Regions from separate parts of the Mus musculus genome. Here region 2 is linked to region 1. The links are chromatin contacts, found by Hi-C in ENCODE. All regions are on one chromosome and are shown on one strand. Each heading gives the region's core, a stretch centred on a gene start or an enhancer-like site at or near the end of the contact. The rest is flanking DNA. Distances are from core to core; before and after follow the strand shown. Region 1 holds the start of Endog (endonuclease G). Region 2 holds the start of Olfr142 (olfactory receptor 142).

Region 1 (3,802 bases), core at 668-3,167:
GCTCACGTGACTGTAACCTGTCCCGTAGGCAGTACACCTAACAAGCACGAGTGGGAGGCCATGCTGGGGAACCCCAGCCCCAGCCTGGTGCTCGGGTGGCGTCACACCGCGCCACGCCAGATGGCCTGTAGTGGATGCCTGTAGCTTCTGGTTTCCGCAGCAGCCGCTGCCTCCTGCAGCCCGTGCTGCAGCCCGTGCTGCTGCTGCTGCTGCTGCTGCTGCTGCTGCTTTCTGTGCCCTCCCGAGGAGCTCAGCTCATTTGTCTGCCAGGAATCCTTAGCACGTCAGAGGCAAGGGTGACAGCCTCCCGTGCAGCCACGGGTTACAGGTGGTAAGGCAGGTCAGACGTGGGGAGCAAAGGCAGGTGTGGGGCCAGGCACCTGAGGGCACAGCAGAGTTCTAGGCCACCCAAAGGTCTCTGGCTACAGTGACACAGAAAGCCCAAGGTTGGAGAACAGGAGTCGGAGGCCCCGTCAGCTACAGGCTTACCTGGGCAGGAAAAGCGGCCCCGTGCAGACATAGACATTTTGGTAAGTTCGCGTCAAGCTGCGGCTGTACCTCTCAAGGTTGTTCCAGGCATTCTGGTTGAGGTGTGGCACCTGGTGGGAGAAGCGAGGCTCAGGAGCACACCTCGGACCTTCCATTAGGCATGCCCCAGCTCTTAATGTCAATGCCCAAACATTTGAAGGACAAGGGCTCAAAGAAGGGCTCCCTCCTTACGGCTCTGTGACTACAGTTTTTGAGCCAGTGCTAGCCACACTCCATTCCTGGCACTCCAATGCTCTAAGCTTTCCCCATCTCAAGGGAAGGAGGAAGGAGGGGACATTAGTCATTCAGAGACCCCCAAGGTCTCTTGGAACTCCCAAACCTTAGGTCAAGCTCTAAAGGCACGGGGACTGGACAGTGCTGGTGTGCACCTTTAATCCCAGCACTCAGGAGGCAGAGGCAGGCAGATCTCTTGAGTTCCTGGGCAGCCTGGAAAATCGAGCAACAAAAGGTGTGGGGTGGGATATGGTCTCCTGTCCATCTCCATCCACTGGGTGGATGTCCCAGGAACCTACTTCACAATCAAGACCCTGCTGGGAGCAGGTGCAGTGCTAACAGTGTGCCCTGGAGGCCTGACTGGCCCTAGGCCAGCAGGGTAGACTGAGGAGTCAAGCTCCCGGGTTCCCTGAGGAAGCACACTGGGTGGCTTGCTGACAGGCATTGCTGCAGCCCGTCACTACTTGGTGCACTGCTTCCCACGGGAGGCTGAAGAAGGATAAACCCCGGATTCTGCAGTGCCACTGTAAGATTCCTCCCTCCCGCCACGGTGCACGTGTAAAGTAAGATCTAGACGCTGCAGTCGGGCGGGCGACCAGGGTCCGAGACTACCTGAGGCGCTACGTTGCTCAGGTAGAAGGTGTCGTCCATGGCCCGCTGACTCCAGCGGTGGTTGGCGGCGGCGGCCAAATGGCCGCGGTCAAAGCCACTGCCGCGGTAGTCCGCATTGGTGGCGCGGTGGTACGCGTGCACAGAGTCATCCTCGCGGAAGTCGCAGGCGCTACGGTCCCCGTCGCCACGGAGCCGCTCTGGCCTCAGCTGCTCCAACACCCAGAGCGCACCGCGCGTGCGCGGGTCGTAGCTAAGCACGTAGGACTCGCGGCTCCGGAGCTGCGCCACGCCGGGCAGCCCGTACTTGGCCAGTTCCCCGGTGCCGCCCGCCGGTCCCCCCGGCAGCGCGGGAAGATCGGCCGCGACCACCGGCAACAATGGCACTCGGCCCAGCAGCCCCGGCGCTTTGCCCTCCCGCCGCCGCCAATGCTCTGCCGCGGCGCCCAGCCCCGCGCCCAGCGCTAGGGTCAGGCCGGCCCGCAGCGCGCGCATGCCTACCGGAGGACAAGGACGCTACTGATGTTAGCACAGAGTGAAGGAGCCTGTGCTGGCGTGGCCCCCGACGCCCTTCAGCTGCCCTTTTAAGACGTAGCTGGGTCCTGGTGCCGCCCTACTCGCTTGCCATTGGTCGTTCCACGTCGGGCTCCGCCTCGCCATGTACACCTCACATGGCCCTGCTTTTAAACAGGACAGAACCCCAGATCTGTCAGACCCCTCAGGTGCACCCACCCTCCTGCCACCAAACGAGCGAAGGATTTCTCTAGATTGATTAACAGAAGAATGCAGGTGTAGCTATTGATAGCCGCCTGGAACCTAAGCTTGCTATATAAGGTTAGAGAAAATAGCTATGCTAGGGTCATACTTTTCAACCCACTTAAAGGGTTTGGCCTGGGAAGTATGTTGTGTTGGCCAATGTTTCCTGTCCGTAGGTCAGGGGCTGGCTAAAGATATTTCCTACATTTCAGATGGAATAGTATTTAACTTATGAATATTTTAAGACATCAACTTCCTTACAACCTATTAAGACGGAGGAAGACCGATACATAAAAACTGAAGAAAATAGGGCTGAGAGTGTACAGTCAGAGCCACACTCATTAGCATGGGACAAAACCAATTATACATTAAAAGATAATTGGGGGATGGCTGGGGGGATGGCTGAGGGGTTAAGAGCTCTTCCAGAGGTCCTGAGTTCAGTTCCTAGCAACCACGTGATGGTTCACAACCATCTGTAATGGGATCAGATGCCCTCTTCTGGTGTGTCTGAAGACAGTGTATTCATATCCATAGAATAATTCTTTTTGTAAAAGGATTTATTTATATATTACATATACAATGTTCTGCCTGCACGATACCTGCAGTCCAGAAAAGGGCACCAGACTTCATTATGGATGGTTATGAGCCACCATGTGGTTGCTGGGAATTGAACTCAGGACCTCTGGAAGAATAGCCAGTGCTCTTAACATCTGAACCATCTCTCTAGCCTGAATAATAATTTTTTTTCTTTTAAGATACATTGGGAAATAGGGCATCTGCAGGTGTTGATGGGTAAGAAGGCAATGGAGGGAAATCATACAAATACCGTGTACATGTGTGAACATGTTATGATGAAACTTGGGCTTGTTTGCTTGGTTGGATTTTTTTAGACAGGGTTTCTCTGTGTAGTCCTGGCTGGCCTGGAACTCACTCTGTAGACCAGGCTGGCCTCGAACTCAGAGATCCGCCTCCCTCTGCCTCCTAAGTGCTGGAATTTAAGGTGTATGTCACCACAGACTGTTGAAAAAATGAAAAAAAAAAGACAAAGTTGTAGACTGGAGACATGGTGCAGCAGTTCAGAGCACATGTTGGTCTAGCAATGGACCCAGGTTCAGTTCCCAGCACCTATATGGTGGCTCACAACCATCTGTAACACCAAAGGATTTGTAGGCAAACACCTATATAGACAACATAATTTTGTTTTGTTTTGTTTTTTAAAGATTTATTTATTTATTATATGTAAGTACATTGTAGCTGTCTTCAGACACTCCAGAAGAGGGAGTCAGATCTTGTTACAGATGGTTGTGAGCCACCATGTGGTTGCTGGGATTTGAACTCTGGACCTTCGGAAGAGCAGTCGGGTGCTCTTACCCACCTGAGCCATCTCACCAGCCCCATAATTTTGTTTTTTAAAGAGCATATTCAACTCTTGCAGAGAACCCAAGTTAAGTGACAGGCAGCTCACAATGTCCTATAGCTTCAGTTCTCGGGACCCATTATATTCTGAACTGTGCAGCCTCTGCAGTTCTAAGGTGAAGGATTCAGCTCAAGTGACCAGAATTTTGCTTGCTTTCTTTTCTTTTCTTTTCTTTTTTTTTCTTTTAAAAAGATTTATTTGTTTTATATATGTGAGTACACTGTCTTCAGACACACTGAAAAAGGGCATCAGATTCCA
Region 2 (3,802 bases), core at 602-3,101, about 60 Mb before region 1:
CATGTTCAGTATGTTTAAAGTTGTTTTAAGAATATTTTTCTTTGCACATGATTTTAGAAATAATGCTTCAAACAGAAGACATCAGTCAGGAAGAGAATTGTGTAGGGTCCAGAGTTTCTAGGCATCAACTCAAATAGAAGTAATATATAATGGCCTCTCTCTTCAAGCATAACATTTTTTGGTTCTATAATACATTTTTATTGATTTTGAATGTCTATTAATTATTTTTTTCATTACAAATTCATACACTATATTTTAATAATATTTTCCAGTCCCCCCCTACTCCCAGATTCCCCTCCTAACCTAACTTCATGTTCTTTTTTCTTCCAAAAAAACAAACAAATAAACAAGCAAGAGTAAACACCCTCCTAATACTAGCATAGAAACCTCCACCATTCAAAAACCCCAGGAAAGTCCTGAGTCTGTTTTGTGTGGGCCAGTTACTTCTTGCTGTGAAGCCTGTCCTGGAATGTAGTTGATATACTCAGTATTATTCAATGGGAGAAAATTGATTTTTCTCCTTCTTAGAAGTTTTCAATGAAACATAGCTTTTTGGTTAGGGGTGGGACTTTCACCCACTTCTTCCCCTTCTCCATCCTGGGATTTTATCTGGCTTGGCCCTGTGCAGGTCTTGTGCATACTGTCAGTTTCTGTGAGTTCATATGGACATCAACCCTATTGTGTCTGGAAACATAACCTCTCCCTTTCAACCACTCTGTGTTTTCTGTATCTAATCTTCTCTTAGTTGCTCCTACTTACCGGATCCTACTGAGCTATTGAGAAATTTCTCTGTCTCTTTGTAGTGACTGACCCTCAATAGACTTAGTGGGAGATGGTGGCAAATGATTGTTGAAGAGTGTGGAGAATTTAGTTATTCCAATACTCTCAGAGATATGAACATTCGTTAGAAGATGTAGAGGATTCTGTCTTGAGTAAAGTGAGGATTGGCACAGCTGAGGATGGGACACAGCATGGAAGACATTGGGAAAGGTCAGAAGGAACAGGAAAATAGTCCTCTATAAAGTGTAGTTTTATTTCCTGGTGAGTTTATGATTTTGGGAGTTTGATCTCTAGTTGGTGACTGAATCATGCTGGCCTATTCTGCTTATGCTTCAGTAGATGTGAAGACTGAGCGGCATTGCTCCAGAGGGAGCTTTTCTCCTTAGGTTTGTTCTGAGTTACCATATGATATCTCTGCCATGCCACGGCACAGAGGGAAGGCAAGCCCCTTGATTCTGAACTTGCTTTGGTCTTCTCAGCTTGCAGAACTATGAGCTAATAAATGTCTATTCTTTGTAAATGATCAAGTCATATGAAGCATATGAGGCATTTATTTGCTTCAGGTGTAATAATTCTCTGAGGAACAGAAGAACACAAAGAATTGGAGCAGAATGGCATCAAAAGGAACATGCAAGAGGAAGACCTATTAAATGCAATGAAGATAATACAAATACATGATCTATGTATCCAACTCCCCACCTTTCTACCTATAATGTATCTTGAACTCTTAAATTTGTAATGCCTTTTGATGATTATAGAGATACCTGGGCTGAAAGTTAGAAAGACTCATTCTGAGTTATATTTTTTTGTGTGACTATGGATAAATAACCATTCCTCTGGACTTCTATTTTCTATTAATAGTAAATGAAATTAAAATATAATAAATTAACCCACTAGAGTAGTAACATTTAATGCTAAGTAAGAATGTACTGGCTGAGTAGTAAGTATTTAGCAAAACAAACAGTCTGAGCTTTTGGGAGTGCTTTTAGTGAAGTTAACTTGTGCTGCAATGCTTTGACTTTTTTTCAGCCTTCCTATCATCTGATGTCCAACACACGTGAACTGACTCCATGGCCAACAAAAATAATGTAACCGAGTTAATTTTCACTGGCCTTTTCCAGGATCCAGAGGTTCAGAAGGTGTGCTTTGTGCTGTTCCTTCCTGTGTACCTGGCCACATTGCTGGGCAACAGTCTTATTCTTGTGGCAGTCAGCATCAGTAAGACTTTACATTCTCCCATGTACTTCTTCCTCAGTTCCTTGTCCCTGGTGGAGATCTGTTACTCCTCTACAATTGTCCCTAAGTTCATCACTGACTTACTTGCTAAGGTTAAAACCATCTCTCTGAAGGGCTGTCTGACTCAGATATTCTTTTCCCATTTCTTTGGTGTTGTTGAAGTCATTTTGCTAGTGGTGATGGCCTATGACCGCTATGTGGCCATCTGCAAACCTCTTCATTACATGAACATCATGAGTCGTCAAGTGTGTCACATGCTGGTGGCTGGCTCCTGGCTGGGGGGCTTCATTCACTCCATAATCCAGATCATCATCACTATTCCATTGCCCTTCTGTGGTCCCAATGTGATTGACCACTACTTCTGTGACCTGCAACAATTATTTAAGCTTGCCTGCACTGACACCTTTATGGAGGGGTTTATTGTGATGGCCAACAGTGGTTTAATCTCTATAGTCTCTCTCTTCATCTTGGTGTCCTCCTATGCTGTCATCCTAATCAGCTTGAGGAAGCGTTCTGCAGAGGGGAGGCGCAAGGCTCTCTCCACCTGTGCCTCTCACATCACAGTGGTCATCCTGTTCTTTGTGCCTGGTGCATTTATTTATATGAGACCTTCCTCCACCTTCACTGAAGATAAGCTTGTGTCTGTGTTCTACACTGTCATTACCCCTATGCTGAACCCCATTGTCTATACTCTAAGGAATACAGAAATGAAAAATGCTATACGAATGTCCTGGAAGCAAAAGGACAGCTGAGGCTCCACAACAAAATTAAAAATATATCTTGTTTTTTGTGCTTATTGAAATGGGATCTGTCTTTAGTAGGATTTTTCTTTTTCTCAATTTGTGTTTAGAGATGGAGTCAAGCAATGGAATTATCATGGGATATTTGCCCATGAGTATATTAATCTTTTTTTTTCTAATGTAGACAAATACATCTTTGTTTTCTGAATGACGATGCTGATTGTAATCTTCCACTTTTGGTCATCTCATCTTGATCATCAAAAACATTTCTGAATCAGTTTTACTTTGTGTTATGTAATGGTGCAAAAGACAGACTTTGTGCCCTATTACTGAATCTAACATTAATACTAGAAGATAACTTTAAAATGACACATATGCTGTCTACCAACAGAATGATGAAGTAAAATAATTGTTATGAAAATGAAATAATTTTTGGCTCATCCCACTATAAAAATACAGAAAATCATAAATTTGTATATTTTCTTATTTCAGAGGAATCAAGCAGGAGTGAACTACTCGTGTTGACCACCATACTTAATGGATGTTTAACTCCAGACCTATGTCTCTTCTTTTAAGTTGATATACCAGATTTATTACCTTCAAAGTCTGTTAACATTTCTTGGTGAGAAATACCAGAGAAGTGTGTCTAAAATGCCATTTCACCTTTCAGAATTTCCATGTCACCCACAATCTCTCTACAATGGACAGACTATCATAAAGTTGGCCCCTTTCAGCTTTGAGATGACTATGGTCTGCACTTCATTTTCTGTGCATCTGTTGATATTTATCCAGACCAGATAAATTAATGCCAGCAGCTTCCAGAGAAAATGGATCAAGCATGCTAGATGTGTGGTCCATTTCTCTTAGGGATACCGGCTCAATATGTAGATGAGCAGTAGCTATAAAATCATCACACCAGTCTCATTCTCTTTGGTGTCTCCATTAATTGCTAATCATGGATGGTGTGATAGTTTCCATAGTCACATTGACAAAATCTAGAATCACCTGGGAAGGAAATTTCAATGAGGAATTGTCTAGTTTAGCTT

The links. A loop is a pair of places that touch in the nucleus more often than their neighbours do.
Region 2: a map of T-helper 17 cell shows a loop between it and region 1 (78-fold over the local background). The contact joins the promoter of Olfr142 here to the promoter of Endog in region 1. A Hi-C loop is called at or near these places in 4 of 37 maps with a recorded cell type or tissue (T-helper 1 cell, T-helper 17 cell and regulatory T cell).

Annotation. Positions count from the first base shown.
Region 1 is chr2:30,169,639-30,173,440 of GRCm38, reverse strand. It overlaps Endog (endonuclease G), which reads right to left and starts at 1,917. Exons shown (of 3, transcript NM_007931.1): 1 at 1,375-1,917; 2 at 490-599. The coding sequence starts at 1,866. It overlaps Gm31080 (a long non-coding RNA gene), which reads right to left. Exons shown (of 4, transcript XR_866091.1): 4 at 3,106-3,144.
Region 2 is chr2:90,251,035-90,254,836 of GRCm38, reverse strand. It overlaps Olfr142 (olfactory receptor 142), which reads left to right and starts at 1,851. Exons shown (of 1, transcript NM_146984.1): 1 at 1,851-2,768. The coding sequence starts at 1,851. The coding sequence ends at 2,768.